Linked DNA regions of Homo sapiens: region 2 is linked to region 1. The links are chromatin loops, found by intact Hi-C in ENCODE. Cell type or tissue: B cell. All regions are shown on one strand. Links, peaks and the distances in the headings refer to the core of each region. The heading gives the core; the rest is flanking DNA.

Region 1 (5,384 bases), core at 321-5,320:
CAGACTCTAGATATGATTGAGTCAGTGTGGAGTATAGAGATAACTCAAACAACCTTGTTATAAAAGTTCCTAGTATGTATGTTTTTAGTAATAGATAATGCTTATCCAATGTTTCCTATATGGCAGGCATTATGTTAAATACATTATATGTGTTATTTAGTCCTCACCACCATCTTTCTAGTTAAGAAACAGATTTATCTTCAGTTTACAGATAAGTAAACTGTGGCTTCGAGAGGTTACATCATTTGTAAGCTACTACAGTCAATAGGTGGCAGAAAGAAACTCAAACCCAGGTTTGACTGACTCTTTTACACTATATTCTACTATGGCTTCTCTCAAATTATTAGAGGTATTCACACTATTTGGGGACACTAAAGGCAACACACATTGAGCTGCGTACCAGTGGTGATCTTACTGTCAATGACTTTTGATCTAGGGTGATTCAGCAGGAAAGGTATTTTTGGATGCTGACTGAGCTTCTCCGACACAGCCATTGCCTTTTCCAGGGTTATGTGTTCTATTTGGTTCCTTCCTGAGGATTCCCCCCATTCCCCTAGGCTTAGCCTCTGTATTAGTTTCCAATAGCTGCTGTAAGAAACTACCACAAACTTAGTGTCTTAAAAACAACACAAGTTGTTTTTAAGGTCAAAAGTCTGAAATGCGAAGAGGCACAGTGGCTTACACCTGTAATCCCAGCACTTTGGGAGGCTGCAGCGGGTGGATCACCTGAGGTCAGGAGTTCAAGACCAGCCTGGCCAACATGGCAAAACCCTGTCTCTACAAAAAATATAAAAATTAGCCAGACATGGTGGTGGGCACCTATAATCCCAGCTACTCGGGAGGCTGAGGCAGGAGAATCCCTTGAAATTAGGAGGTGGAGGTTGTAGTGAGCCAAGATTGCCCCACCACACTCCAGCCTGGGCAACTAGAGCAAGACCCTGTCTCCAAAAAAAAAAAAAAGAAGTCTGAAATTGGGCCTCAAAGGGCTAACATCAAGGTGCTAGCACAGATGCTTTCCTTCTGGAGGCTCTGGAAAGAATCTGTTCCTTGACCTTTCTATCGTCTAGAGGCCACCTGCCTTCTGTGGCTCGAGGCCACTTCACTCCAGCCTGTGCTTCTGTCATCACATCTTCTCCGACTCTCCTGCTTCCCACTTGTAAGAACCCTGTGATTACCCTGACCCACCTGGGTAATCCATAGTAATCTCTCGACCTTACAATCGGGATGAGCAACCTTCATTCCATCTGCAACCAGAATTCCCTCTGGCATTTAACATAACGTGTTCTCAGGTTCCAGGGATCAGAATGTGGACCTTTATTCTACGGACCATTATTCTGTCCACAACAATCTCCCTACTCAGCCCTCACATACACACACATGCCCAGGTCCCCCTGTGCTCTGGATTTCAGGGCCTTCCCCATCCCACTCACCTACCCATAGTGGCGCTCTGGTTTTTCTGTATTCATTCAACAAACATTTATAGAACACCTATTATGTCCTAGGCATTTTGCGAGGGGCAAGGGATACCACGAAAAAAAACATAGTCCTGCTTTGAAGGACCTCACATTTCAGAGGAGCTGACAGAAAAATCATGAAACACAAGAAAACATGGCAAATATTGGGGTGGGGTAAAGGAAGCCCAGGAAGTGAAGTTTTTATATAGGACTTGGGGTCTGGGGAGGGCAGGGATATACAAAGATGTATATCATCGCTCCTGTTGCTATCACAGATCCATCATTTCAATGTAGTGGGTATCATCACGGAAAAAGAGGGCCTGCAATCTGGGCTCAGGATTTCCTGAAATGTCAAGTGCCCAAACTGATGGCAGGCAGAGCTGGACTGCTCAGAGACCACAAAGTGCAGGGACACCAGACCTCCTGAAGGCCTGGCTGTCGCACGGGTCGGAGCAGCCAGCAAGAGCTCCTTATTACCGTGGCGAGGAGACCGCGCCAAGTGGAAAAAGCTATTTACAGTGTTGAAGGGGGAAGGGCTCATCCCAGTGGGTGATTTTCTCATTTCCCCAGGCTGAACCTGACCTAAAACAAACTTTCATTTTCAAAGCTGAAAGGGGAAAACTTGCTACATACACAAAGATGGAGTTTTAGTTCCTCTGCATCTCAAATGTGGAGTCTGAGGAAAGAGCCAGTACCCCGTAAGCACTGGATGTTTTCTGTTTTAGATACTGTATCAGCCCAGGACCCTGGATATGCCTAGCGACCCACCTGTGCTCCAACCTGTGCTCTCTGTGTCGTCTCCTACCTGATGGCCTCTGTGTAACCCTTATCATAGCAAACACAGAAGCGATCATCTGATTCTGTATGTTCCTGTACACAGACATTTCACAGGAACCATGGGGCGCTAGTTTCCAGCTCTGTACTGAACTCTACTGTCTCCTTTCAGAAACACAAGCAAATACTTATACTATATATACATACAGTTGGTCCTCCCATCTGAAGATTCAACCAGCCATGGATCAAAAATATCTGGGCTGGGCACGGTGGCTCACGCCTGTAATCCCAGCACTTTGGGAGGCCAAGGTGGGTGGATCACCTGAGTTCAGGAGTTCTAGACCAGCCTGGCCAACATGGTAAAACCCCGTCTCTAGCAAAAATACAAAAAATTAGCCAGGCATGTTGGCAGATGCCTATAATCGCAGCTACTACTTGGGAGGCTGAGGCAGGAGAATCACTTGAATCCAGGAGGCGGAGGTTGCAGTGAGCAGAGATCTCACCACTGCACTCCAGCCTGGGCAAGAAGAGCAAAACTCTGTCTCAAAACAAAACAAAACAAAACAAAAAAATCTGGAAAAGAAAAACAAAACAAAAAAACCCTCAAAACAGAAAACACTATAAGAATAAAAAATAACGAATTTTAAAGCAGTACAGTATAACAACTATTTACATAGCATTTACATTGTATTAGGTATTAGAGGCAGTCTAGAGATGATTGAAAGTATACGAGAGGATGTGCATGGGGTAAATGCAAATATTATCCCGTTTATTATCAGGAACTTCAGCTTCCATAGATTTTGCTACCTGAGGGAATCCTGAACCAATCTCCCTCAGATACTGAAGGACAACTGTATATACTTTTCATTTTCTTAGTCTTAGTTATGAAAAACCAGGCACTCTTATTTAACACACACACACACACACACACACACACACAAACACACCCCAGAAATTTCTTTTTACAGTTGCTCATACACAAAAAGCATAGAGAAGACTGAATTCATGTTACATCAGGTGACTTGGTGAAATAACTGGTGTTTCATATAGGGCTTTAGAGTTGGCCGAAGGTTGTCCTGGCCACTGAATTTTCTCCTTATAACAACCTTATGGAATAGCTGTCTTTGATGCGGGTCCAGTAAGTACTAGGTACCTGTCAAATCCAGAGTCCTCTTCTGAGAGCACTGACTCAACGGGGACTTTTCATTTTTTACTATGTTTGATAAAATAACTTCTGTTCTTGGTCTACAGAGAACTAAACTGAGGATGAGTTCAACTCTCTGCTTTTCTGCTTTTAGTCCCTATCTGCTAGGTGGTCATCAGCCTCAGCCAGAACACCTCTATCGCATGGGCATCACCTCCAAGGCAAGCTCCGGCTTCAGTTTGTTCTGACTGATGGCCAGAGAGAGAAGTGTAAAGATTCTCCTAGTGCTTCTGCAAGAGAACCACAGAGAGGAAAACACCTTTCAAGGAGTTTGGTGTGGGCCCATTACAGGTTCTCTATGTTGGAAATGACAAACCAACCCAATCAGATCCTTTCTGCAGGACAATATGAATGACAGGTGGTCTCAGAAAAAGTAGATCATGGAATCTAATGTTTTTCACTCAAAACAGTGCATGAGACCTGCTGTTTATCCCAATCGCAGAAATATGAGGACTTGGAGTTACTCTGTGACTAAAGAAGACATGGTATTGCATCTTTGTAATTAGCCTCCATTAATAAGGGGAATATAATATAAAGTCCTAATTTTTATGCCTATTCTAAAGGTGAGGAGATGGAGTCTCAGAGATATGAAGTAATCCACAAGGTCTCCTAGCTAGGAAGTGGCACCTACTTTCAATAACCTTGGTTACAGATTTTCATTAATAATAAAACAAACTCAATAGAAAAACTTTTTTAAATGTATAGACTTCAGATAATAAAAACAAAAACCTATACCACAATTTGGATGAATCTCCAGGGAGTTATTCTACATTGAAAAAAAGCCAATTCCAAAATGTTACATAGCATATGATTATATATATATATAGTTTGTTTTTGTTTTTTGTTTTTGAGACAAAGTCTTGCTCTGTTGCCCAGGCTGGACTGGAGTGGCATAATCTTGGCTCACTGCAACCTCTGCCTCCCAGACTCAAGTGATTCTCCCACCTCAGCCTCCTGAGTAGCTGGGACTACAGGCATGCACCACCACACCTGGCTAATTTTTTTTTTTTTTTTTTTTTTTTTGCTTGTTTGTTTGTTTAGATGGAGTCTCCCTCTGTTGCCCAGGCTGGAGTGCAGTGGCACAATCGCAGCTCACTGCAACCTCCGCCTCCTGGAGTCAACAATTCTCCTGCCTCAGCCTCCCAAGTAGCTGGGATTACAGGGGCCCACCACCACACCTGGCTAATTTTTGTATTTTTAATAAAGATAGGGTTTCACCATGTTGGCCAGGCTGGTCTCGAACTCCTGACCTCAAGTGATCCACCCGCCTTGGCCTCCAAAAGTGCTGGGATTACAGACGTGAGTCACCGCACCTGGCTGAATTTTTGTATTTTTTAAGAGATGAGGTTACACTGTGTTGGCCAGGCTGGTCTCAAACTCCTGACCCCAGGTAATCCACCTGCCTCGGCCTCCCAAAATGCTGGGATTACAGGTGTAAACCACTGTGCCCAGCCCTATTTACGTAACATTTTTGAAAGGACATAATTTTAGAAAGCAAGGATAGACTAGTGGTTGGCAAAGGTTAGAGATATGGATGGGGCTGGGTTTGGAGGCTCAGCAGGCTGGGACCCTGAACTGGTGATGTGGAGATGGTTGTTTCTGCTTTTTGGCAAAGTGCAGAGTGAGCTTTAGGTCAGATGTTTTTCAGTGAGCCCATCACAGGAAATCCTTGGCTTTCAGGACAATTTCTGAGCTTATTGTCTACCTTAGAGAAAGTAAATGAAGTTGCAAGTTTTTCAAATGGGTTAGTGTGACATTAGGATTAATACCTACGTACCTGCCTGTAGAAAAAGAATGCTTATGGCAGCTTGGTGCTGTAGAGAGTCAACGTGACTTTTAAGTGAAGGTGAAGATTGATGACAATCTGCAAACCACTGCACCTGTGTGGTGGAAAGTCAGGGTGACCAGATGGCTTGGGAAGTGGAGCCTGAAAGAGTAGTTCCAATTTGGTC
Region 2 (5,384 bases), core at 82-5,081, 220 kb before region 1:
GAGGCCAGGCGCGGTGGCTCACGCCTGTAATCGCAGCACTTTGGGAGGCCATGGCGGGCGGATCACGAGGTCAGGAGATCGAGACCATCCTGGCTAACAACAGTGAGACCCCGTCTCTACTAAAAATACAAAAAATTAGCTGGGTGTGGTGGTGGGCGCCTGTAGTCCCAGCTACTCGGGAGGCTGAGGCAGGAGAATGGCGTGAACCCGGGAGGCAGAGCTTGCAGTGAGCCAAGATTGCGCCACTGCACTCCAGCCCAGGTGACAGAGCGAGACTCCGTCTCAAAAACAAACAAAGTACGAGAACAACATCTCATCACTTAGAGAATATCAATAAAGAGAGAGAAATTATTTTTAAAAATCAAATATAAATTCTTGATTTGGAAAGTATGATAACAAATGAAAAATTTACTACAGCACAGCAGTAGATTTGTGCAGGCAGAAGAATCAACAAACTTAGAATGTAGGTCAATTGAAATTATCCAGTCTGAGAAACTGAAAGAAAAGAGAATGAAGAAAAATGAACCATAGCAATGTAGGCAAGGATGTGGAGAAATGGGAATCCTCATACAGTGCTGGGGGTTGGTGGGATGTAAAAGGGTGCAGCTGCTTTGGAAGAGTGTGGCAGTTCATCAAATGTTAAACATAGAATTACCAGATGGCCCCAGGATTTGACTCCTAGGTGTATCCAAGAGAATTGAAAACTTGTGTCTGTACACAAATGTGTACATGCATTGGCACAGCAGCATTATTCATAATAGCCAAAAAGGAAAACAACCCAAATGTCCATCTAGTGATGAATGAATAAACAAAATGTGGTAATATCCACGTGATGGAATATTATTCACTAGAAAGGAATGGAGTACTGATCCATGCTACAACATTGGTGAACCTTGTGAACATTATGCTAAATGAAATAAGCCAGACAAAAAGTCCACATATGATATTCCATTTATATGAAATATCCAGAATAGGCAAATCCATAGAGAATGTAAGTAGATAGTGGTTATTGGGGGCTGGAGGAAGGAGGAGTTGGGGAGTATGATTAACAGGATTTTTTTGGGGAGGGGAGAGTGATAAAAATACTCTAGAATTCAATTGTGGTGATAGTTGTTCGTAAGTTGGTGAACCTTGTGAATCAACAAATTTTGGACTCTTTAGAAATTAAGCTTCAACTGTACTAAACAGAGAATAGCATTTTCATTTAGTGTTTTAGAGATCCTAAAAGTAGTTAGTTATGAGCAAACAGATCAGATCAGTTTTTCAAGATCTAGGTCTAATTAGAAATCAGTTTTAAATGGACTACCCCTTCCATTTCTCTAGTCAGTTGTAATAATTAATTAGAATTGCCATTGAGCTGTGAATTTTCTCAAAAACTGCATGTCTTGAATATTTGAACTATGATTGGGAAAACTTAAATCAGAAATAAATTATTTAAAAATTTGTAGTATACACTCTAGCAGTTATTAATAGCATTATAGTCAGCTATGTAATCCTGTCAATATGAATGTACAAATTGAGTTTGAAATTTCAGATTCTGAGGTCCTTCTATGTCAAATGGTTGGGAGAAGTCTACCTTAAAAGAGAAGCTTTTGAGCCCATTTATTAAATGTCTATTAAACACCTAAATCTAACATCTAATTATAATCAGTCAAAGACAAAACATTTCACCCTTCCCCTTTTAATTAAAATAGGTAAAAATATATCTTAAGCACCTTTCCAGTTTGACATAGTCCCAATAATGTAAAGAAAAATGTAAGAGGTTTTTCAGCTGTTTGATATGACTGTGTAAGTTGTGATTTTTTTTTTTTTTTTTTTTTTGAGACAGCGTCTTGCTCTGTCATCCAGGCTGGAGGGCAGTGATGCAATCTCAGCTCACTGCAACCTCCACCTCCTGGGTTCAAGTGATTCTCCTGCCTCAGCGTCCCGAGTAGCTCGAATTACAAGCACCCACCACCATGCCCAGCTAATTTTTGTATATTTAGTAGAGACAGGGTTTCACCACATTGACCAGGCTGGTCTTGAACTCCTGACCTCAAGTGATCTGCCTGCCTTGGTCTTCCAAAGTGCTAGGATTATAGGCATGTGCCACCGCGCCCGGCCTGATTTTTGTTTTTCATTTAACACTTGCCATATGTGGCAGTTGTCCAGCATGCAGCACAGCAGTGTTATCTACTTGCACGGTGTGTTCTTGTGTTACCCTGATTCCAGGGATCTCCCCTGCCAGGAGGCTGACTGCCTGTTCCAGGGAATCAACCACAGAATATATGATGAGATGATGTGATGAGGGGAAGAGGAAAGAAAAATGAACAAAAGACCTGGAAAATGAATGCTTGGTCCTTTCATATGGAGCCTAATGCTGCCACCCAGTGGTCAAATAATGCAGACAGACTTGCCAAAAAGTACATTGTGTTATGTAATGAATGCTGTGTGGATTTTTGTATGGACCGTGATAGATCCGAATCGTGTGACAAACACCTACCATACAAAATATGTTTTAAAACATAAGCCTACTTTAAACAACAATTATGGGAGCACAGGTTATCTATATATTAACCCTAGACAATAACTTGGAAAGTACTTTTAAAAAGTGATTTTGGTTAAAAACTGGAAGTAAGGAAAGCAAGCTGTTGAAATGTATTTCGGCTGGGCGGGGTGGCTCATGCTTATAATCCTAGCACTTTGGGAGGCTGAGGTGGGTGGATCACCTGAGGTCAAGAATTCAAGACCAGCTTGGCCAACAGGGCGAAACCCCGTCTCTACAGAAAATACAAAAAATTAGCCGGGTGTGGTGGTGCACGCTTGTAATCCCAAATACTCAGGAGGCTGAGGCAGGAGAATCGCTTGAGCCCGGGAGGCAGAGGCTTTAGTGAGCCGAGATCCCGCCATTGCACTCCAGCTTGGGCAACAGAGCGAGACCCTGTCTCCCAAAAAAAAAAAAAAAAAAAAAAAAAAATTAGTGCTGTGCAATACCTTTTTGGGGATGAATCGTTAAATCCAAAGTTAGGACTCAACCATTATTCATATGAAGAAAGACAAGTAGCTGAGAGGCAAATATGAATATGAACATTGGAAACATTTGTTATGTATATATATCAGACAGAGACATTTTATTATATCATTAATGTCACAGAATGAAGCATATTGATTTTGAAACATTTTTAACAATGGGAGAAAGTTATATTTTTAAATAAAAATTTAAAAATGTTTAATGCAGAAATAATGATAAAATTAATTCATGTTTCTGTAGGTCTGAAATCTAAAAGCTGGACTTGAAGCTATAAGAAAGGGACATTAGGGGCTTGATTCAGATCTCAGGAGAACTAGTGCAGTCCCATTTTGGTTCTCCGTATACCTGACTCCACTGAAGAGACAAGACTTAGAAAAGGTGAAGTGGGGCTGAAGGTAAGGGTGAGACTGAGGAGTCCTTGAGGCAGAATTTTCTGAAAACAAATTTCATTTTGTATTTAAAGGGCTACCTGCTAGATGCTTATATTCTTTTCAGAAGAACAACAATAATAAATATCTTTAATTGGACTGATAGCAGATGAGCCTAATGGAATTCACTGTTGACATTAACATATCCCAAAGGAATCTTCTGAGGGATAGTCAAGATTCCCCTTTCCCCAATTCTTACGATGGCTTTGAAAACTAGCCACCAGTTCAATTATTGACATGAGCTTAAAAATTGAGCTTAAGATACATTGTATTAAAAACTGGCAGTCAACAAATGATATTGTGACATTCTGTTTCTACATTCACTTGGAAATCAATGGGATAAAAGAAAGTCTACATTTACATGAAAATAAAAAGATTTGCTTTAATAAAAGAAAATTAACTTTTTAAAATCCAAGAATAAAATAGCGACTGCATAGAGAATGGGTTTCATAGTAGATGTGTGCAAAAGATTGGATTGGTGAGCAACATTTAAAAGAGCCAACTAATTTGAAATTCTAACGAGAGGGCAGGTGCCCAAAGCGAGAAGCACATTAACCTTTGCTTTGGTAGGCTCTAGTAGATTACGGTGTTCAGTTTTTCCATGTCAGAGTGTCAGAGACCATGGCCCATGACTATTTGCTGAAGGAGCTGGGAATGGATGCTTAGAAAATATTTTTTGAAAGGTATTCATTTACTCATTCAACCAGTATATACTGAATGTCTACTATATGACAGGACTGTTCTAGGCACTAGGGATATGGCAATGAACAAAACATCAAAATCCTTATAAGAATGGAACTTACATTTAGGGGAAAAAATTAGTAAAAGGAATAGTGATCGCTGCAGAGAAAATAAGATGGAGGCTAAAGAGTGTCTGGGAAGTCTTGGAGTTTAAATACGTGGTCAAGGAAGGGTTCATAGTAAAACTGATTCTTGGGCAAAGACCAGAACTTTAGGGAGTATGCCACATGAATATCTATGTAAAGTACATTCCAGGGACAGGGAACAGCAAGTGCAAAGGTACTGAGGCAGAAACATGCTTGGTCTGTTAAAGGAACAGCAAGCAACCTTTAGGGCAGAAGAAGAGGGAGCAAAGTGGAGAATAGGAGATGATGTCACAGTGGGGTCGGGGAGGCAGAGGGCACAGACAATTTAGGACCTTTTAGGCCCTTGTAAGGACTTTGGCTTTTACTCTAAGATAGAAAGCCACTGGGATGCTTTGAGTAGAGGGATAATTGACTGTATTTATAGTTTAACATGCCTAGCTGCTGTGTTAAATAATGAATGTAGAACATAGCAGGGTCAGTTAGGGAGCTGCTGTGGTACAATCCAAGTAAAAATGCTGACTTGGACAAGCCTGGAAGCAACAGAGGCAGTGACATGTGGCTGGACTGGAGACATTTTTGGAAGCTGGAGTCAGTGGGGTATACGAGGGTAAGAGAGGAGCCAAGTCCCCAAGAGTTTTGGCCTAGAAAAATGAATTTGTTATTGATTGAGATGGGTAAGACTGTGTGGGTGGAGCAAGTTTTATGGGTACGTTTTAGACATAAGATCCCTAAGTGAAGATGTTCCTTTATTGGTGTTCATTATACAAGTCTGGAGGTGAGGGGAGAGTTATGGGCCTCTAGAGGTACATATTTGAGAACCATCGCATTCCTGTAAATCGCTATAATTGTGAATTGCATGAAATTGGATGAGATCACCAAGGAAGTGAGGGTAAGTAAAGACACCAGGGGTTAGTCACTGTGCGTCTTAAGATTTCTCTTTCGATTTTGTTTTCTTGGTGAAATAGAAAGCAAAGCATCAGCTGAGAGTGAAGATGAGGGTGTACTGTTGGAGCTTCGAGAAAAGAGAAGGCTTGCAATAGTCACTTAGGGGAGTGGAGATCAGTGGGCAGGGTAGGGTGGGGATATAGTAGGATTGCCCAGGGGCATGAGGGTGAGGGG

What was found. Hi-C counts contacts between places; a loop is a spot of excess contacts. Peaks named below come from ENCODE experiments on the same cell type or tissue, not always from the same donor. Only the 100,000 strongest peaks of a DNase experiment are listed, where the experiment ranks them.
Region 2: it touches region 1 in a loop (5-fold over the local background); 5 of 110 quality-filtered maps call a loop at or near these places.

Annotation. Positions count from the first base shown.
Region 1 is chr1:65,039,271-65,044,654 of GRCh38, forward strand. It overlaps a transcript of JAK1 not described here. Among named protein-coding and RNA genes, the nearest start is that of MIR3671, 16 kb to the right of the region's middle. In B cell, for the core only: a CTCF peak has its summit at 2,416; a DNase peak (open chromatin) is centred at 2,351; H3K4me3 peaks cover 681 bases; H3K27ac peaks cover 1,377 bases.
Region 2 is chr1:64,822,004-64,827,387 of GRCh38, forward strand. All of the region lies in intron 11 of RAVER2 (ribonucleoprotein, PTB binding 2), which reads left to right. Among named protein-coding and RNA genes, the nearest start is that of RAVER2, 80 kb to the left of the region's middle. RefSeq lists an enhancer at 5,128-5,307. In B cell, for the core only: CTCF peaks have their summits at 2,356 (motif pointing left) and 2,558; a DNase peak (open chromatin) is centred at 2,368.